Linked DNA regions of Homo sapiens: region 1 is linked to region 2. A link is a loop called in an ENCODE intact Hi-C map of the cell type or tissue named here. Cell type or tissue: endothelial cell of umbilical vein. All regions are shown on one strand. Each heading gives the region's core, and the rest is flanking DNA. Links, peaks and the distances in the headings are about the cores only. Region 1 has its middle 170 kb from the start of CDC7. Region 2 overlaps TGFBR3 (transforming growth factor beta receptor 3).

Evidence for each region. Peaks named below come from ENCODE experiments on the same cell type or tissue, not always from the same donor. Only the 100,000 strongest peaks of a DNase experiment are listed, where the experiment ranks them.
Region 1: it touches region 2 in a loop (25-fold over the local background); 1 of 110 quality-filtered maps calls a loop at or near these places.

The regions. Positions count from the first base shown.
Region 1 is chr1:91,668,082-91,679,235 of GRCh38, reverse strand. No RefSeq gene overlaps it. Among named protein-coding and RNA genes, the nearest start is that of CDC7, 170 kb to the right of the region's middle. In endothelial cell of umbilical vein, for the core only: no CTCF peak of the experiment used is centred there; a DNase peak (open chromatin) is centred at 6,335.
Region 2 is chr1:91,845,741-91,856,894 of GRCh38, reverse strand. All of the region lies in intron 2 of TGFBR3 (transforming growth factor beta receptor 3), which reads left to right. Among named protein-coding and RNA genes, the nearest start is that of TGFBR3, 35 kb to the left of the region's middle. In endothelial cell of umbilical vein, for the core only: no CTCF peak of the experiment used is centred there; a DNase peak (open chromatin) is centred at 5,544; H3K4me3 peaks cover 171 bases; H3K27ac peaks cover 630 bases.

The sequences.
Region 1 (11,154 bases), core at 1,368-9,367, 180 kb after region 2:
TGATTAATAAATGGGCTTCAGAGAGTCTGTGAAGTGGCTGGAATTGTATGTAGGATTTTATTGCAGCTATGTCTCGGCTGTTGTTTTTGGTGAGAGTCCATAGGCTTTTTGTAAGAAAAAATTATCTTTCTTGTTCACACAATATATATATATAAAATGAATGCAAAGAATACAGACATGTAGCAATGAAAAGGCCTCCATAATCCTCCAACTTGAATATAAGAATACCGATTTAGTGTATGTGTTCCCAGATGTTTCCTTAATTCATATCAACATGTCCATGTCATTAAATAAGATTGGATTATGGCCCGGTGCAGTGGCTCATGCCTGTAATCCCAGTACTTTGGGAGGCCAAGGTGGGTGGATCACTTGGGGTAAGGAGTTCGAGACCAGCCTGGCCAACATAGTGAAACCCTGTCTCTACTAAAAATACAAAAATTAGCGGGGCGGGGTGGCATGCGTCTGTATCCCAGCTACTCAGAAGGCTGAGACACGAGAATCTTTGAACCCAGGAGGTGGAGATTCCAGTGAGTTGAGATCATGTCACCGCACTCCAGCCTGGGTGACAGAGGAAGGCCCTGTCTCAAAAAAAAAAAAAAAAAAAAATTGGATTATAACAGTTGTGACTTGCTTTTTTCTTTTTTCTTTTTTTTTTTTTTTTTTTTGAGACAGGGTCTCATTGTGTCACCCAAAGCTAATTTTTATATTTTCAGTAGAGATGGGGTTTCTACTAAACCCAAGGCAAATTTTTATATTTTTAGTAGAGAAAAGGTTTCACCATGTTGGCCAGGCTGGTCTCGAACTCCTAACTTCAAGTGATCCACCCATCTCGGCCTCCCAAAGTGCTGGGATTACAGGCGTGAGCCACCACGCCCAGCCTGTGACTTGCTTTTTTCATATGGCATATCTTTCTCAGGGCTCCTAAGATGACTGCTGATCATCATCATTTTCTTATTAGGCTTAACTTAAATTGCCCAAATAAAAATATGGTTCTCATAGGAAGTGAAATACAAAGATATTTGTTAACGCTACCCTTCCTACTCCCTCCAGTCACTTACCTAGAGGAGCTGATGTTAACAGCCTTTTTTCAAACTCAAACATATTGAAACGTGTTCATGAATATAGAAGTTTTTGTTTCGTTTACTAAAAATGGGATCACAATATACATACTCTGCAACTTGCCTTTTTCACTTAACATCGACCTCCTGTAGATTATTAGATACGGAACAAATTTCATGTTTTTTGGTGGCTGCATAATATTTTTTACAATGAATTCAGCCAATTCACTAGTAATGACATTTTAGTTTTTTGCCAAGATATTCTGCTGCAGTTAATATCCTTATATATTATGTTCTCACACTCCAATGCTTTAAAGCAAAAAAAAAAAAAAAAGTGACAGAATTATAAAAATTATAAAGAGGAAAAAGAGGAACTGACAAATTCATCACAGTAGGATATTTTAACATATCACTCTCAGAAGTTGACAAGTCAAAAATATTTGGATATGGAAGATTTGAACAATGTAATTAAGCTTGATTAAGATCCATACATAGAATCCTGTGTCCCCCCAATTTGACAATTTTGTATATACCACTCCTGGAACTATAATGGCATTCTCAGCAAATATCACAAAATTTAATCATACTGATCAGGTTACTTAATCACAATGCAAATAGTTTAAAAATGAATACGAAAATAATTTTTAAATACTCAATACATTTAGGAATTTAAAAACACTTTACAGCCGGGCGCAGTGGCTCACACCTGTAATCCCAGCACTTTGGGAGGCCAAGGTGGGCGGAGCACAAGGTCAGGAGATCGAGACCAGCCTGGCCAACATGGTGAAACCCTGTCTCTACTAAAATACAAAAAAATTAGCCGGGCGTGGTGGCGGGCGCCTGTAGTCGCAGCTACTCGGGAGGCTGAGGCAGACGAATCGCTTGAACTTGGGAGGCAGAGGTTGCAGCGAGCCAAGATTGCGCCACTGCACTCCAGCCTGGTGACAGAGCACAACTCTGTCTCCAAAAAAAAAAAAAAAAAAAAAAAAAAAAACACTTTATATGTTCTGACAATCAGTTAAATGGAAAAAAAAAAACCAAAAACACTTCTAAATAATTCATGGCTCAAAGAAGTCATAATGAAAATTGGATTGGGAGGCTGAGGCGGGTGGATCACCTGAGGCCAGGAGTTCAAGACCAGCCTGGCCAACATAGTGAAACCACATCTCTACCAGAAATACAAAAATTAGCTGGGGATGGTGGCATGGGCCTGTAGTCCCAGCTACTCAGGAGGCTTAGGCAAGGGCATCACTTCAACCTGGGAGGCAGAGGTTGCAGTGAGCCGAGATTGCGCCACTGCACTCCAGCCTGGGTGAAAGAGCAAGACTCCATCTCAAGAAAAAAAAAAGAAAAAGAAAAAAGAAAATTAGAAGATTAGACTTGAACAGTGAAAATACTACATTCAAACATGCGGCTAAAGCAGGTAACTTATGAGAAACTTAAATTGCTCTAAGTTGTACATTGGAAAAAAAAGATTGAAAATGTAACAGTATCCAACATGGCAAGTTAATTATTACTTTAAAAGACTATTGGAGATAGGTAAAAATTAAGTAAAAGTAAACACATGCATTAGAAGATAAAAAAAGACACAACAGATATAGCAGAAATTTTAATCAATAAGGGATCATCATAAACTTTATTTTAATAAATTAGAAAACACAATGTGGGTGATGTGTCAGGGACAGTCAGAGTTCTGTTGGGTAAACAAAAACCACTCTGATTATTTCAACAGAAAGAAATGAACGTGAGGACTTGGTGTAGCAGATGTTGAAGGGCTGAAAAGGTGAACAGAGATTGCTGAGGGCCCAGGGCAGGGATTATCAGAGCGGGAAGTTGAGCGTGGCTTGCCCAGTCCCACTACCAGCATCATCAAGCAGATAGGGAGCTAGGAGACAAAAACTTAGTGGATGGCACTGATGACTTCCTAGTAAAAATGCAATGTTGCAAAACTATTTCAAGAAGCAATAAAAATTGAAAATAAATCTTTAATAAATCTTTACATTTAAGAAAAGTAAGATCTAGGAGGCTTATGGGAAAAATAAAATAAAAAATAAAAAGTAAAAACTAAATTAAAATCTACTCACAACAAAATAGAACACAAAATTTAAAACAAACAAACAAAAAACACCACCAAGCCCAGCTGGTTTTACAGGTAAATTCTACCAAGTAGTCAAAGAACAGATAATGCCAAGATCCTGGTGTTTCTTTTATTCCTGGGATGGCAGGTCAAAGAGAATGAGTTTTTTATATTAATCTTAATATTTATTGCCACATTACTTTCTCTAAAGGTTTTTGAAAATCACGCCATCACTACAGGCAATGTATGAGTGCCCATTCCCTGGCTTCCTCATCAACATTGCCTACGTTGAAACAGAAGTTTGGGCTCTAGGCATCAGATTTAAATCTTGGTGCTACCATTTGCTAGGTGAACTGTTTCCGTGATATTAAAAAAAATCTACACTTTAGCATTGTTGTCAATATTAAATGAGCTAGTCCACATAAAGTTCTTAGCCTATACTAATCACTTAATAAATATTACCCACTATTAAATTTTGCCAATCTGATGGTTGAAAATTGTATCTCATTTGGATTTGTATTATCTGCAATGACTAAGTTTTAAATTATCATATCAGTCTTTCCCAGGTTCTCCTATAAATTTCTATTTTCTTTGCCCATTTTTCTAATGAATTGTCTTTCTCTTAATGATCGTACATTAGTGAAATTCTGTGTCACATGTCATGTATGAGAAATATTTTCCCAGTCTATTATGGTCTTTTCATTTTGTTTCTAATTGATATTGCCAAGACTAAATGTTTAATTCTTATGTAGTTGAAGATACATATCTTTTCCTTTTGGCCTCTGGGTTCCCTCTCTTGCTTAGGGTTTCTCTGACTCTAGATATATACTAATACTTTTAAAATTTTATTTTTAAAATGTAGGTCTTTATCCATACTTTTGTGTATGATATGAAGGTAGGGGTCTATTTTTGCTTCTTTCCAGGTGATTATTCAATTCTACTGGAAGCATTTATTAAAAAATGAATTTATTAAAAAAATGAATTTATTCAATTCATTCACTTCCCATTGAATTAATACTTTTAAAAAGAATTGTGAGGTAGTCTGGCCTTAGCACATATAGTATAAAATCATGTAATAAAAATAATATGATATTAGCATAGGAATAGTTAAATGGATTACTCAAACAGACAAGTAAAACAACCAGAAATTGATCTAATTCATTAGGCCCTTACATATGGCAATAAGTCATAGTTTTCATTAGATTCTTACAAGAGTCTGTGATCCAAAAATGTTATAATTTCATGACCTAAATAAGAGTTGTGAGTTGTCTGATTTTTATTGTAAAAAAAAAAACACAGATGTAATTTCTTTCCCTGTTATTTCAAAAAAAGAGAGAGAGAGAGAGAGAGAAAAAAAAGTTGTCTAGTAAATAAAAAGCAAATCAATGTTAGGTCTATCCCAAACTTTTCATGGTTCCACACAGTATTCTTGATAATTTGCTGCTCTTCCTCCTCTTCCTCCCTCCCCATGTTTATGGAAAAATTAATATTCCCTAATCAAACATTATTTATAAAGTGTTGGTTTCATCTAGCCACTTGTGAATGTTATAATAATTCTGTAAAGTGAAGAAATGTTACCAAATGCCAAATATAGGCATCTTTTTTGTTTCAAAGCAAGCCAAACCTATAGCATTGTTCTTCCCTAATGCAACATGTTTGAAAATGGGCAAATGGCCGGATTAATTTTTATAGATGTCATTGATAATCAAAAGTTTGAGTTTTGGCATATTTGCTGCCCTTGTTCTTAGATTGCCACCTCAGCTTTTTCAGAGGAACTCAACACTGTACTTTATGTAGATTCGATTTCACACTTAAAATAAAGGTCATCATATGACATCACCTCCCCTTACTCAGAAGGTCACAGCTTGAATTAATTTTTAAAGATTTTCTGCATTTACTGCCTCTGAGAATTCATTAAAAAGAAAAAAAAACTTTAAATGTAGAACCACATGACTGAAGTGAACTCTATCTTGACTTAAAAAGAAATGAGGGGTGGGAGTGTGAGTGTGCACACACACACACACACACACAACCCTCAGCCATTTTCCTTTCTATTTTATTAACATATTATCAATATTTTCTTTCTGCTCAGAAGCCCCAGAACTGATTATCCTTTTATCAACCAAAGCACACCACCTGTGCAAGAAAAGAGGGAATGGACAAGGAGAACAAGAATTTCTCAGCTTTGAAACCCAACTTGGTTCTTTCCACTTGACCAATCAAAGACTCAAAGCTGAAAGTCTTCATAAGTGATTTGGGTGGAGCAGCTTTTGCTGGTCTGTTACTTGTCCCGGTTCATAAACTGCCTATGACATAGTTTCTGCAAAGAACACAGTGTACTTGACAACAGTGTTGAAATAATGCTGAATTTTTAAAAGGGAAAATCACATGGATTCTGTATGGTGCAGGGGTGGTGTAGGAAGGGAGAAAACTAATTTTTTTTTTTCCATGAGATAGGATCTCGCTCTGTCGCCCAGGCTGGAGTGCAATGGCAGAATTTCGGCTCATTGCAGCCTTGACTTTCTGGTGATTCTCCTTCCTCAGCCCCTCAAGTAGCTGGGACTACAGGAGCCTGCCACCATGCCCGTCTAATTTTTGTGTTTTTAGTAGAGACGGGGTTTCACCATGTTGGCCAGGCTGTTCTTGAACTCCTGGCCTCAACTGATCCACCTGCCTCGGCCTCCCAAAATGCTGGGATTACAGGCATGAGCCACCGTGCCTGGCCAATTTTTGTTATTTAAACCCAAAACCATACAGCATACCCCAAAAGTGGAAACTAGAGCTTCAAGAATCTTCATCTGAAACACAAACTTCTTCTGGAGCACCACTTTTTGATAAGTACAGCAACTGCAGAAGAGACTTTCCATTGAGGATTCCAGTTATCAAATCTTTTTCTTGAGTGGAGAGGAGAGGTGAAAATAAAAAGCTTCTTAGCCCGCCAGTTAGCCTTAAAAGTGGAAGCACCTGGAGGAGCATCCAACCTGCACTCCAGGGAAATCCACCACGCTTTACCTTTCCACCCCAGTGAGTGATCCAAGAGAAGGTAATTACGTTATTGCGCCAGCAAAGGAAAAAGCGACAAATCTTTAACCCAGCCAGCCAGCCAGTCCTCATTTTGACTGGTTGATTTTTTTCACTTTTAGTGTATTTCTCAGAATGCCAATGCATGTGATAGAAACTCTAGTTACTGCAAGGAAACAGTCACAGGAAGTGTAGGAAGCAGTTAAAAGAAGCATATGATGGGAAATAGAGGATTTGGTTTCAAGTTGTTTCATGGCCCTGGGGCTGAGCTGAGTTGCAATGGAGAAAAACTGAAACAACTGTGAGCAGAGAGACCCAACCAGTTCTCAGAGCAGAGCCCCCCACTGCCTCCTGGCCCCTGGCCCTGCCTGCTCCATTCCTTCCTCTCCATCTGCAAGGCCTTCTCATCACCTCCTCAGATCCTAGAGTCCTTCACAGCTCTGCTAACAGGCAGTCTTTTCCATAAAACCCTATGAACTGCCCCAGCTGTTATTTTATCAATCTCTGGGGTCTGGTAGCACCATGCCACCTCATGACTCAAGACACAAAACTGTTATTTTTCTCTAACCTCCCGCAGCCAATCCATCAGTGAGTCCTGATGGCTTCCAAACATATCTGCTGCTCTCCATCTGCACCACCACCACCCGAGTCTACGCCATCCTTACCTCCAACATAAACCAGCACATCCAGCAGACTCCCTGCGGCCTCCTCGTCTGTCTAAGATTATTCCCCAGGTGGCTGCTAGAACACACTCTTTAAAAGACGTTAGATCTTGTCAATCCCCTGTTTAATACTCCAAATGGCTTCCCATCACACTTAGAATAAATTCCAAAAAAACAAAACAAAAGTATACTTTTAAAAATCCGGCTCCTATTCCTGTGTGTACCCTTCTGTTCCCCTGTAGGTAGCCACTTTCACTAGCTTGTGATGCTTCTTAAAGCAAATGTGAGCAAATAAGAATCTCCTCTCTTTCCCCCTTTATTACACAGTGGAAACATATTAATACGATACATGTTCTGCATTTTGCTTGTCTCACCTAACATATTTTGTATCCATATCAGAATATAAATCAGTATCTCATTTCTTTTCTACAGCCATATAGAATTCTACTTTGGGGATATACCATAATTTATTTAACCTATCCCTTTTTTTCTTCTTCTTTATTTTATTTTATTTTTGAGATGGAGTCTCGCTCTGTTGCCCAGGCTGGAGTTCAATGGCACAATCTTGGCTACCTATAACTTCCGCCTCCCAGATTCAAGCGATTCTCCTGCCTCACCCTCCTGATTAGCTGGGATTACAGGCACGTGCCACCATGCCTGGCTAATTTTTGTATTTTCAGTACAGACGGAGTTTCACCATGTTGATCAGGCTGGTCTCAAACTCCTGACCTCATGATCCACCTGCCTCGGCCTCCCAAAGTGCTGGGATTACAGGCATGAGCCCCCGCACCTGGCCTAACCTACCCCTTTCAATGCACACTTGGCTTGTTTCCATCTCTTGCTATTAAAAACCACACTGCAGTGAGTAGCCTTATATGAAGGTTCTTTGGTTTGTGTGCAGGTGTATCTCAAGGAAAAATTCCCAGAAGTAGGATTGCCAGGCCAAAGAGTAAGTGCATTTTTATTCCTAATAGATATTACCAAATTGGATCCCATTGAAGTTGCACCATTTTAAACTACTGTCAACAATACCTGTTTTCTCATAGCTGTACCAATTGAGTGCGTTATCCAACTCTGGTATTTTTGCCAATTTGATGGATGAAAAAATGATATCTCAAAGTAATTTTAATTTGCATTTTTCTTACAATGAATGAAGTTGTGCATCTTTTTATATGTATAAGGATTATTTGTTGTTATGCTGTGAACTGTCTGTTTTATCCTTTGCCTCTTTTTCTATCGGGTTGTTGTCTTTAATTTTCTCAATTTCTAGGAATTCTTTATATATTACAAAGATTAGCCCTTTGTCTGTGATTATCTTGGCACTCAGAGCCCTAAGGGATCTGACTCCTCCTCAGCTCATACGACTCTCTTGCCTCCCTGTTTTGCTCCAACCATCATGTTCTGTGACATCTTTGTTACCTTAACGCCTTCACATTGACAATTCCTTTGCCTGGAATGCTACTCCCCCTATCATCCCACAGCTGGTTCCTCCTTACTTTTCAGATCTCAGCTTAATTATCACACGGGAAAGGCTTTCCCCCATCACCCAGTCTATGGTAGACACCCAATTTCCCTCCATCACATCATTTAGTTTTAATTCTTTGCATGACACTTATTCCTTGATAATATTTTTCTTAATTGTTTTAGTTTGTACATTGCCCATCTTTCTCTAAGGGAGGAGACCACCCCTCATACTTTCTTATGCCCAGTTTCCGCCTCCAAAGAAAGAAAAAGAAAAAACTAAAAGGCAGAAATGAAATCCACAAGCAGACAGCCCGGCGCCACACCCTGGGCCTGGTGGTTAAAGATGGACCCCTGACCTAATTGATTGTTATCTATAGATTACAGACACTGTATAGAAAAGCACTGTGAAAATCCCTATCCTGTTTTGTTCCGATCTAATTACCGGTGCATGCAGCCCCCAGTCACTTACCCCCTGCTTGCTCAATCAATCACGACCCTCTCACGCGCACCCCCTTAGAGTCATGAGCCCTTAAAAGGGACAGGAATTGCTCACTCAGGGGGCTCGGCTCTTGAGACAGGAGCCTTGTTGATGCCCCCGGCCGAATAAACCCCTTCCTTCTTTAACTCGCTGTCTGAGGAGGTTTGCCTGTGGCTGGTCCTGCTACATTTCTTGGTTCCCTGACCGGGAAGCGAGCTGAATGGCGGATGGTTGAGGCAGCTCCTTAGGCGGCTTAAGCCTGTCCTGTGGAACATCCCTGTGGGGGACTCTGACCAGCCCGAGCGACGCGGATCCTGAGAGCGCTCCCGGGAAGGAATTTGCCCCGGTGGGACGCCTCTCCAGAGCAGTGTGTTGCAGGCCCTCGTGGAGTATCAATGCAGTGGCTGAACACCGGGAAGGAATGGGCACTTGAAGTCTGGATATCTAAAACTTGGTAAGACTAGTCTTTGGAACTCGCCCACTCCGTTTGAGTGGAAGCATGGCCTGATCACCCACGGCGTACCTTTATCGGCACTTTGGTTTGGTTTTGGTTTTGATTTGGTTTGAATTGCTTGACATGACCGGTCTTGGGAACTTGCCCACTCCATTTGAGTGGAAGCGTGGCCTGATCACCCATGGTGTGCCTGTACTGGCACTTTGGTTTTTGTTTTTGACTTGACTTGGATTGCTTGATACTTTGGTTTTGGTTTTGACCTGGCTTAGATTTCTGGATACTCTGATTTTGGTTTTGATTTTGGTTTGGTGCAAACTGCAAAAGTATGTGTGTGTGCTCTATTTACCTGTTCTTTGTTTTGTGGTGTGTTTGTGGAGTGAGCGTGGTGTTTTGTCTCGAAGAAGCGTAGGTCAGCCACAAATAAGCCCACCCTACTAGGAACTATGTTGAAAAATTTCAAAAAAGAATTTAAGGGAGGCTGTGGAGTACTATGACACCAGGAAAACTTCAAACTTTGTGTAAGATAGACTGGCCAGCATTAGAGGTAGGTTGGCCATTAGAAGGAAGCCTGGACAGGTCCCTTGTTTCAAAGGTATGACACAAGGTAACCTGTAAGCCAGGGAATCCAGACCAGTTCCGGTACGTAGACACTTGGTTACAGCCAGACCAGTTCCGGTACATAGACACTTGGTTACAGCCAGACCAGTTCCGGTACGTAGACACTTGGTTACAGCCAGACCAGTTCCGGTACGTAGACACTTGGTTACAGCCAGACCAGTTCCGGTACGTAGACACTTGGTTACAGCCAGACCAGTTCCGGTACGTAGACACTTGGTTACAGCCAGACCAGTTCCGGTACGTAGACACTTGGTTACAGCCAGACCAGTTCCGGTACATAGACACTTGGTTACAGCCAGACCAGTTCCGGTACATAGACACTTGGTTACAGCCAGACCAGTTCCGGTACGTAGACACTTGGTTACAGCCAGACCAGTTCCGGTACGTAGACACTTGGTTACAGCCAGACCAGTTCCGGTACATAGACACTTGGTTACAGCCAGACCAGTTCCGGTACATAGACACTTGGTTACAGCCAGACCAGTTCCGGTACGTAGACACTTGGTTACAGCCAGACCAGTTCCGGTACGTAGACACTTGGTTACAGCCAGACCAGTTCCGGTACGTAGACACTTGGTTACAGCCAGACCAGTTCCGGTACGTAGACACTTGGTTACAGCCAGACCAGTTCCGGTACGTAGACACTTGGTTACAGCCAGACCAGTTCCGGTACGTAGACACTTGGTTACAGCCAGACCAGTTCCGGTACGTAGACACTTGGTTACAGCCAGACCAGTTCCGGTACGTAGACACTTGGTTACAGCCAGACCAGTTCCGGTACGTAGACACTTGGTTACAGCTGGTTTTAGGCCCCCCGCCCCCAACACACAGTGGTTGAGAGAACAGCAGCAGAAGCAGCTGGCAAAGGCAAGGAAAGACCAGCAGAGAGAGAGAAAGGAAAGAGACAGAGAGGAAAAGAGGCAAAGAGAGAGAGGAAGAGACAGAGGAAGAGACAGACAAAGAGGAAGTCAAGGAGAGAGAGAGAAAGAGGAGGCAGAGAGAGAGAGGAAGAGACAGACGCAAAAGGAGTCAAAAAGAGAGAGACAAAGTCAAAGAGAGAAAGAAAGAGATATACAAGTAGTTAAAAAAAAGTGTACCCTATTCTTTTAAAAGCCAAGGTAAATTTAAAACCTATAATCGATAATTGAAGGTATCCTCCGTAACCCTATAACACTCCAATACCACTTTGTCAGTGTAAACAAGGGCGTATCCCGAAAGCACTGAGGCCTTCCTATCAAAAATCCTTAACCCAGTAACCCGCGGATGGCCCAAATGCATTCAATCTGTAGCAGCAACTGTTTTGCTAACAACAACAACAACGA
Region 2 (11,154 bases), core at 1,539-9,538:
CCCATCAACCACTAGATCCTTCTCTAGGGAGGAGACCCTGTGTGTGGGATGAATAAACCTCTTCTTGATTGATTAAATACCAGGTGAGTAGCTACCAGTGTGACATCCTGGAACCAGATTAAGCCCCTTTGGCCTCAGAAGAGACAGACACAGGTCATCAGAGCAGAAGGACCCTCAAGTAGTGGGCCTTCTTTATTCATATTCTGACTTAACCAAAGTGGCCTTAAAGCTGTAAATCGGTGGGAAGGTGTGGAGGTCTGGCAGCAGAGGGGTGAAGGTTGTCAAAGGCCTCCTTTTGGTTATGTGGCCAGAGGAGGGGCAGAGCACAAGGGAGCACGTAAATTGAGCCCAAGTTAGAATAATAGGAGCCTGCTTGTTCCAGCTCCATAGGTTTGTCTGGGCCTTCAGTGAAAACCTTTCTTTCCTTCTCTGCTTGTGATAGAGAGTGAATGAAGGCAGTCGGGGCCGGGTGGGTCGGGGGATATCCATGTCCCAGTGTTAGTGTTGTTCTGACAAAACTCATGCTTTCGGCTGGGCGTGGTGGCTCACGCCTGTAATCCCAGCACTTTGGGAGGCCGAGGCGGGCAGATTACGAGGTCAGGAGATTGAGACCATCCTGGCTAACACGGTGAAACCCCGTCTCTACTAAAAGTACAAAAACAAAATTAGCCACGCGCGGTGGCGGACGCCTGTAGTCCCAGCTACTGGGGAGGCTGAGGCAGAAGAATGGTGTGAACCCGGGAGGCGGAGCTTGCAGTGAGCTGAGATCGCGCCACTGCACTCCAGCCTGGGCGACAGAGCCAAACTCCGTCTCAAAAAACAAAAAACTCATGCTTTCCCTCCCCTCCCTCGTTCCTTCGTTATCATATAGCACTGTTGAGGATGGAGGGTGGACTGTGCTCTTGGTGAACACGAGCTGTGTAAGGACCATAATGCCTCTTGATTAGAAATTAGCTTAGGTGATTTACTTGGGTTAAAAAAAAAAGAGAGAGAATAAATACAAGAGATTTATTGGGGTTAAAAACAAAAAAGAAAAAAAAAGAAATTATCTAAGGTTATTTATTGGCCTCTTAGATCCTGTAAGCTACCTAATGTAAGAAAAGTGGGAAGTTTAAAAAATAAGTGCTTGATACTATGGGCTTAAGTCTAAGTTTTGCTTTAAAAACTCGTCTATACTTGTGTTATAACATTACTATTATTGAAAATATCTGCTTTCCAGGCTGAAGTGATTCATTTATTATTCTAGTTCTGCTTTCCTCCTTTGTAATTTGTGATAATTGTGCTTTTCTTTTTAATACAAAAAATGGATAAAAATAAAAACTTGAAAAGGCAAAAACAAAAACAAAAACAAAACAACCTCCCAACTGTTCTACACATCTTTAAAAGATATTAGCTGCTGCCTCTGAGGCTTGCCAACATTAGGCAGGGCTATGTTTCCAGGAGTTTTAGTAATAAGAAAAAGAGGCATGCATGGAGAATTCAGGGAAATCAGTTTTATTGGAAGGGCTGGAGTTATCACTGGCCCCTTGTGCCAGGTGAGAGGGGTGCCGCTGAGGTGAGCTCTGGAGCAGGGCTGCTGGCATTGATGCCAGTGGGCTCTTGGTGGAATGGCTAACTTCTTCATTCCACTGTCTCAATTCAGTACCCAGATGTATCCTTTTGGAAACTCGCCTGCAAACTGTGCACAGATTTCTATTGAGAAACACATTTCTTTTCCTCTCTACTGGATGTACCTGGAATTCCAGGTAGAGTCCACAGGAAAATCGAGATGCTTTTAGTCTGAGCTATTTTCCTGCTCAGAAAGCTCTGAACTCTTTGTGTCTGTGGGAGAGCAAGCTGAGATACCAGCTGGTTAATACTTGGTCTGGAATGGTACAAGCTGGCAGCCTTGAGTAGAGGCTAATAATACCATATTGTATTTGTAATCTTAAAAATGTTTTTATAACAGGTATTTCATTTGATCCTCACAGCAGCCTCTGGGGGTAGGCAGGCACTATTTTCTTCATTTCTAGAATGAGAATAATAGGGCTTAGAGAAAGTAAGTGATTTAGAAAGATAATTCAAGTCTTGGTTGGACCAGAACTTAGACATGCTTTTGCAGACAAACTGCACCAACAAATCCTGTGACCTTTTTGGTATAGTGCACCCTTAGCACCTCTTGACAAATAAAAATTGTATATATTTATGGTGTACATCATGATGTTTTTATACATGTCTACATTGTGGTGAGTAAATCAAGCTTTTTAACATATGCATAACCTCACACACTTATCATTTTTTGTGGTGAGAACACTTAAAATATACTCTCTTAACAATTTTCATGTGTAAAATATATTATTTTTTTTCACATTTTTATAGGGGGCTGTAGGAAGGGGGCCTCCTCACTGTCGAGTGAGGTGGTCACAGTTTCTTTGGCAGCTCCAAGCTGGGCACTGGGGGTCCTGGAGGTGGCTCTGTATGTCAGCATGTTCCTACCACCTTGGAAGGGCACTAGATAGTTTCAGGGCGTCACCTGGTTGGTCATGATGTTGTACTTGGTAGGGGCTGAGTATTGGCCCCCATGGTGAAGGACATGACTGGCACCAGCTCCATGGCCCAGGCATTTTTGAGGAAGGCATGAGTCCTAGAGGGGTAGGTGAGTGGGGGTCACCTCTACAGGGGTCATGGCCATCTTAGGCTCAGTGGTGGCAGTGGCTACTATAATACCTTGTTATTAACTATAGTCACCATGGTGTACAGTCAATCTCTTGAACTTATTCCTCCTGTCTAATTGAAATTTTGTATATTTGACCAACATCTCCTCAGTCCTTCCACCCCCACTCCCCAGCCTCTGGTAACCACCATTTTACTGTTTCTATGAGTTTGACTTTTTTTCTGGGAGGGGGTGGGATGGAGTCTCACTGTGTCACCCAGGCTGGAGTGCAGTAGCATGATCTCAGCTCACTGCAACCTCCGCCTCCCGGGTTCGAGTGATTCTCCTGCCTTGGCCTCCTGACTGGGACTACAGGCATGCGCCGCCACACCTGGCCAATTTTTGTTATTTTTAGTAGAGATGGGGTTTCACCATATTGGCCACGCTGGTCTCGAACTCCTGACCTTGTGATCTGCCCGCCTTGGCCTCCAAAAGTTCTGGGATTACAGGCCTGAGCCACCGCTCCCGGCCATGAGTTTGGCTTTTTAAGATTCCGCATATAAGTTTGATCATATATGATATTTGTCGCTCTGTGCCTGGCTTATTTCTCTGAGCATAATGTCCTCCATGTTCATCTGTGTTGTTGCAAATGACAGGATTTCCTTCTTTTTTAAGGCTGTATAGTATTCCACTGTGTATATATACCACATTTTCATTATTCAATTTATTCATTTATCCTGTACTTGAAAGAGAAATCTTGGATGTGAGTTAACGGCCTGTGAACCTCAGAGGTGGTTCTGCCATAGTTATCTCCTGTCTGCCAAACGAGTGATCAAAGGCTGTAATACTCATAAGGGCAGGAAGGCTGGAGGGTGCTGGCAGGGGACTACCACCAGGGAATGTAAGGATAGAAGATGGATAGGCTCAAAGGTTCAAAGCAAACTGAAAAAAAGCCCCCTCCCCTTTTTTTCTTCTTCTTCTTTTTTTTTTTTTTTTTTTTTTTGCCAACCCTCAGGTCTTAGAACACAGCTAGTTGATTTGGTCTGTGATTATTATTGTTTTTAGCTGATTATTTTATCTTATTTTTATTTTATTTGTTTTTTTGAGACAGGGTCTCACTCTGTTGCCTGGGCTGGAGTGCAGTGGCGCGATCATGGCTCACTGCAGCCTCGACCTCCCAGGTTCAAGCCATTTTCCCCCCACAGACCCCCAAGTAGCTGGGACTACGGGTGCACGCCGCTATGCCTGGCTAATTTTTGTGTTTTTTTTCTGTAGAGATGGGGTTCCGCCATGTTGCCCAGGCTGGTTTGGAACTCTTGAGCTCAAGTGGTCCACCCATATCGGCCTCCCAAAGTGCTAGGATTATAGGTGTGAGCCATCATGCCTGGCCTTTAGCTGGTTATTTTAACCAGTTTTGTGTTTAATTCTGCTTTTTGATACACAAGGAAAGGATATTGTCAAATGTGATACCAGTTATCACCAGAGTGCCAAACTTTATTTTAAAGAGCAAATAACTGCTATTAAAAGACCTAGAGTGGCATGGTGGTGGCTGCCTGTAATCCCAGCTACTCGAGAGGCTGAGGCAGGAGAACCACTTGAACCTGGGAGGCGGAGGTTGCGGTGAGCCGAGATGGCGCCACTGCACTCCAGCCTGGGCAACAAGAGCGAAACTAGGTCTCAAAAATAAAAGAAAGACCCAGAGTGGATAGGGTAGCCTGCATTTTAGAGTGTATTCCCTTTGAGGATATTGTGCACAGCCAAGTGTGATGAAGCACCTCCCCACCTACCTTCTCCATTAGATTTTTCTACAGAAACAGCATGTGCGTGCATGCGTGTGCAAACACAACACACACATGCATGCGCACACACACACATACACACACACGGGAGTTGAGGCAGTAGTTGAGAGAAAGGTGAGTTCATTTCTCAAAGATTCCCTTGCCCTGTATGGACCTGTGTGTGTGTGGAGGTGGGGTGGATAGCCTAATGCAAGGCCTTTTACTTTTTTTTTTTCCCTGAGACAGGGTCTCACTCTGTTGCCCAGGCTGGAGTGCAGTGGCACGGTAGCTCACTGCAGCCTTGGCCTCCTGGGCTCAAACGATCCTCCCACCTCAGCCTCTTGAGTAGCTGGAACTACAGGCACATGCCACCACACCTGGCTAAGTTTTGTATTTTTTGTAGAGACAAGGTTTCGCCATGTTTTCCAAGCTGGTCTCAAACTCTTGAGCTAAGCAATCCACCTGCCTTGGCCTCCCAAAGTGCTAGGATTACAGGCGTGAGCCACTGTACCTGGCCCTTTTTATCATTTTCAAGGAGAGTTTACTAATAGCTAGTTGGGCAACTGAATGTGCATATAGTGGAGGGGAGGATGTTTACCAAGAATGAGTAAGATTATTGCTAGATGTGATGTTAGCCAAGTCAAGAGAATCGAGGTTTCTCTTTGCTTTGCATCCTTATCGTAGGCTGTATAATTGCCACCCAGCTTTCTGGATTTCTGATTGATTTGGGTTATTTTAGGACAGCAGTGATGGTGTGTTTTACAGTGATCAACACTTCCATCAAGACACAGCTTTATCTGTATGTGCCTACACAGCTCTTTAATTGCTAAAAGCTTACCCTTGCACACGGTTGTGTATATAGGAAATTAGACTTTCTCAGCTTGTTTGCTTTGGTAATTAATCCAACTCTGGAGGTATCTTTATCACCCCATAGAGCTTCGAGCTCTGAGCACGCTGATTTTGGAAGTGATGTAGGAGCAGGGAGTGTTCTGGGAAGTGTTCCGGGAAGCGTGCCAGCAAGAGGCCTTCCTTTAGGACTGACCCTGCTCAGCACCGAGGCGCATGATTGGCCCATCCCGCACCACATCCATGGCAGCCACTGACTTTCATTTTCTTTAAAACGATCTCTGCCAGAATGGCCTAAAAAACATTTATCCTGAACTTCAATCTAGTCATATTTTTGTTTTCTGAGAGGGCACTGTCAATCAGGTGGAATTCTAGAGGGCTGAAAAATGCCATAGCTCTTGGAACGTTCCTTCCAAGGAGTAGGCAGCAGGTGCTCTGGGGACTGAAGCCCAGCTATTCCCCTGCCCTCCCTTGCCAGCTCTTAAACATCTTTAAAAAAATCTACAGTGTAATGTGGAAAATTTTACTACCTTCAAAGGGAAATGTTGATTTAAAAAATTATTTTAAAGTTACTCTGTTTGTTGGCAATGAGGGGAACCATATATGGCAAAAGGAAAAGGTCTTGATAAAATTGCTCTGTGTTCTTTGTTTTGCTTCCTTTTGTCCTCATATGCCTGAGTAACTGCGTCCTAGTCCAGAAGATTGACCAGGGCCATCTGAGTAACACCTCCCTTCCTTCCTACTCTCCTACTCCACCCATGAGGATACACAGGTAGCATAGGCCTCAAAGGAGGGCAGAGGTTCAGCCTCTGGAGTCAGCCCCTGCTCTGCATTTTTTTTTTTTTTTTTTTTTTTTTTGAGACAGGGTCTTGCTCTGTCACCCAGGCTGGAGTGCAGTAGTGCAGTCTTGGCTCACTGCAGCCTCAACCTCCCAGGCTCAAGAGATCTTCCTGCCTCAGCCTCCTATGTAGGTGGGACTACAGGCACGTGGCACCACACCTGGCTAATTTTGTGATCTTTTATAGAGATGACATCTCACTGTGTTGCCTAGGCTGGTCTCAAACTTCTGGCCTCAAGTGATCTGCCCACCTTAGCCTCCCAAAGTGCCAGGATTACAGGCGTGAGCCACCACGCCTGGCCTCCCTGCTGTGTTGTTTTCATCATTGACCCCGCTGGACTGCTACAGCATTTTCCTGTGATGAACTTTTCCAGTGGGATGCACCTGTGCATGACAATTATGTTGTTAAATTGCTGAAAGTTAAAGTTATAATACTACATGGTGAAGCAAAATGCTCTATAGCTCCTGCCCGCCCTTATCTTTTCCTTTTGAGTTAATTAGAGGACAGAACCACTTATTTTGCCTTTTCTTTATACTTTTAAATAACTACTATGTTTTAGATGAAGACTTGTAGTCTGGTCAACGTTAAGTACCTCCTAAGATTCAGGTACTTTGCTAGCTTCTGAGGCACAGAAAGGGGAGAGACTTTGGGGTTAGTGCAAATAATGAGTTTTTTCATTTTTTTCTTTTTCTTTCTTTTTTTTTTTTTTTTTTTTTTTTGAGATGGAGTCTTGCTCTGTTGCCCAGGCTGGAGTGCAGTGACGCGATCTCAGCTCACTGCAAGCTCTGCCTCCCAGGTTCATGCATTCTCCTGCCTCAGCCTCCCGAGTAGCTGGGACTACAGGCACCCGCCACCATGCCCGGCTAATTTTTTGTATTTTTAGCAGAGACGGGGTTTCACCGTGTTAGCCAGGATGGTCTCAATCTCCTGACCTCGTGATCGGCCCGCCTCGGCCTCCCAAAGTGCTGGGATTACAGGCGTGAGCCACCTCGCTGGCCTTTTCATTTTTTTCTAATACAGTTAACTTTCCTAAAGTGTTGATTGATTGATTTAACAAGGATTTACTGAGTACCTATTGTATTTCAGACACTATTCCAAGTGTTGGAGAGATAGTAGTAAACAAAACAGATAAAAATCCTTGTCCTTATGAAGCATGTCTCTAGTGGAGAGAGACCAGAAACAAACAAAATGCATATATCAGCAGGTTCGTCGAATAAAAAGCAAAGAGGTTGGGGATTGTTAGCGGGGATTGCAATTTGAAGTAAGGTGATTAGGAAGGGCTTCACTAGGAACATTGAGCAAAGGTTTGGAGGAGGTGAGCTAAGTGGATATCTGGGGAAAGAGCATTCCAGGCAGCAGGAAAAGCAAGTGCAGAGGCCCTGTGGTGGAAGTTTGCTTGCAGTGCTCAGGCAATAGCAGGTGGGCCAGGTGCCTGCTGGAATGGGAAGTCAGAGAGTTAACTGAGGGGTGGGAGACGGTGCGGGTGTGTATAGCCCAAGGCATTGCAGGCCATCATAAGGTTCTCACTCTGAATGACACTGAGCCATTGGAGAGTTTGAGCAGAAGAATGATATGATCTGAAGGATGTCTTAACAGGACCACTCTGGCTGCTGGGCTGAGAATAGGCTGTTGGGCAAAGGTGGATTTGGAGATACTGGCAAGAGAAAATGATGACCAGGACTCCTTATTAGAAGGAAGGACCCTTGGGAGTCATATGCTTAGGAAATTCAGAATGATGCTTTTGTAATTTTTCCCCAACCTATTCCTTTTGAGGAGGAAAGTGGATAAAGATGTATTTCTCACATCAGTGGAATACTGTGCCATAGCCTAATATTAAAGATAATTACATCTATAGAACTGAAAAAGCTGAGTCTTAAAACACAAAACAACCTCCCCAAACCATCTAAAGAAAATCTCTTTGTGTTGTGAATGAATGTCCTTGAAAAATCATCGTCTTAATAGCCTAAACCCTCTTTTCCTTGCTTACTTACCCTCCTGATTTCCAAGTCTTGTTCTTTTCATTTCTCAGGGGGCCTGGTTTTCAGGATCATGAGTTTTGAGGGTCTTACCACCTTTTGCAGAAGTGCTTCTTACAGTGTTGTAAATTACAGTTTCGAAGAAATACAGTTGCATCCAGTTTTACATAGTAAATGTTTCTGAGTTGTAGGTCAACCTATTTTTATAAGTTAAACTACATATTAAATGTGAGCAAGGAGCATGATACAACAGATTTTTTTCTATAAAGAAAATAATCACTTTTAAATATATTTTATAATAAGGATATTCATAGTGGTTTTGCCAGAGGTGAGTGGTTTTGCCAGAGGTGGAATATACCATCTTGTTTATGGAATAGGAAGTTTTGCTTTTGGAGTTTGAGGTTATAAACAAATATTAGGCCAGTGCTTTCTTATATGCATGAGAATCACCCAGGGATCTTGTTAAAATGCAGATTCTGTTTTAGTAGGCCTTGATGGGTCAAAGACTGTAGATTTTTAACAGGCTCATAAGATGCTGATACCGTTAGTCTGAGGACCACATTTGACAGCATAGGTCATCTGTTTTCTCAATGCACAAATTGTAACACAGAAACTGCAAACACCTAGACAATTTCTTAGTGCCATAAAAGGGAGCTTGATTTTAGCATGCCTTTACAACAGCTACCTTGAACACCTTTGGTAAACTTGTTTGGGTCAGAGGGATCCATGTGCTGGAGAGGAAGTTGGTTTGAGGCAGTGAGTTCCACAGATGCCTTTAGCTCTCTGACTGTAAGTGTGGTGCACCTGCAGAAACCAGGTGCATCTTTATTAGCTGGGGCTACACCTTGACATAATCCTAACAGTTGTTAAAGAAGGAATTCTTCCCGCCCCCACCATTTCTTCCTTTTATGTGCCTCTTTTGCCTTGTCTCATTTCTTGCCTTGTGACTTAGTAGACCAAGGTAGGAGATTCGTGTTGGGTCACTGAGGGCGGGGTCATTGGTCCCGGAACCTGTGGCCAAGGGACTCTTCGGTAATGAGAGGTGATATGGGCTGAGTGGATAAAAGGGGGACTTTAGGTGGGTTAGCGAGGGTGGCTCTGGAGTTAGGGACTAAAAGTTAAAAGTTGGGTATACCTCATTTCTGCTAGCAGGGCTCTAATTTTCTAGCTCAGGTTTCCCCATTGACTTCCTACTTTATTCTTTTTTTTTTTTTTTTTTTGAGATGGAGTTTTGCTCTTGTTGCCCAGGCTGGAGTGCAATGGCGTGATCTCGGCTCACTGCAACCTCCGCCTACTGGGTTCAAGCGATTCTCCTGCCTCAGCCTCCCGAGTAGCTGGGATTACAGGCATGCACTACCACGCCTGGCTAATTTTGTATTTTTAGTAGGAATGGGGTTTCTCCATGTTGCTCAGGCTGGTCTCGAACTCCCAACCTCAGGTGATCTGCCTGCCTCATCCTCCCAAAGTGCTGGGATTACAGGCATGAGCCACCGCGCCCGGCCCTACTTTATTCTTATAATCACACTCCAGTCTAGAGCTTTTAAAAAATTAACATTTTTTAGAAGGGAAAAATTTCTGTAAGTTGTAATTGATGTTTATTAAGCACCCTGACACCACATTTATTATAAGTGGGGATAAGACTGAGAATATTTAAGCTCTGTGCCTGAAAAGTTGTGTTTTAAACTAACTTTTATTTGTTTACACTGCCATTGAGTAGTTTATAAGGTTTTCTGATTTGCTTTCTCTGGCCTCATCACTGTTTTTGGAGAGGCAGCGTACAACCTATGTACAGCTCTGGAGCTCGCCGCAAGACTCAGGTGGTGGTCATTCTGCTTTTGAAATTGAACCAGAAAAGTCCTGAGGAATGTAACAATATTTTTTCTTTTTGCCCCCCTGCTAGCTTTTTTCTAGCCCTCCCAAAAATGTGTTTATGTTGCTGTCCATGCATGTGGAGCAGTCTGGAATTCTGTGTGACATTAGATAGTGAAAAAAATAGATTTCCCACGTGACTGAGGTTATAGGAGTGAGAAATCTTGGATTATGCAAGGACTCTTTGATTGGAAGAAGGACATTTTGAGATGAGATTTATTTTAAGATATAGTAAAAAAAAACCTAGTATACAACTTTTTGTTTTTTTCTAAACTAACCCTTTTCGGGGGTGACAGGATGGGGTGTGGACTAGAAGCAATACCAAACTTTTAAGTATCAAATCTTCACTCAGAAGAAAAAAAATGTCTTCAGGGTGAAAGAATAGCTCAAATGCGAAAAGCCTGATAGTTATATAATTTGAGAGTAGGGTCTGGCATATTATAGAGGACTCCGAGAGCCTGATCCAAGCAGCCTGCCATTTTCATCACCCCAGGATTATCTGTAAGGACAACTTTACTGTCTGTCACCTGCCAGGTCTCAGCCTGGCCCTTGTGAGTGCCAGGAAGTTTGTGTCCTCTGTTTTGCCAAGCTTAATTAGCTCTAGAAATACCCTATCAAAGGCTGTCTGGCAGTGTTCCATTAATGGTATGGGGTGAATTCAAAAGCACTAATTAATTGTTAGATTATTTGCAAAGCCCATGCTGAAAAACCTAATGCCTGCAGGAGAAAGTTGGCAGAGAGACGGTACAGAGATTAGCTTGGACCTTACCCGGCTCAATTGCGTTTTGGAATTGGGCCAAGAGGGGAGTTGCTTTTCTTTTTGGAGAAGTGCTTGTGGCTATATTGTTTTCTAAACTGCCAGTGTACTGCTCTAGGCTCTCCGTGAGGGAGCTCATATGGACACTTGCAGACCTAGAGAGCCCAGAGACCATCTTCAAGAGGTTTTGTTTATTTTTGTTTTGTGAGAGAAACACAATTGTTTAACTTTCATTAACTAAATAAATTCTTCGCAAGGGCCTCTTCTTAAATAGAGGAAAAGGAACTCTAGTTTGTAGTGTAACAATTCAGGTTTTAAGTGTTAAATGTTCAAAGGAGCCAGGATCAGGGCTTTAAATAGTTTTTTCTTCTTAAAATAAAACAAGTCAGGTTCCTCATGTCCTCTGTTTAGGTGGCCCAGGTCAGCAAAAAGTGAATTTTCCAACTGCTACTGCAGT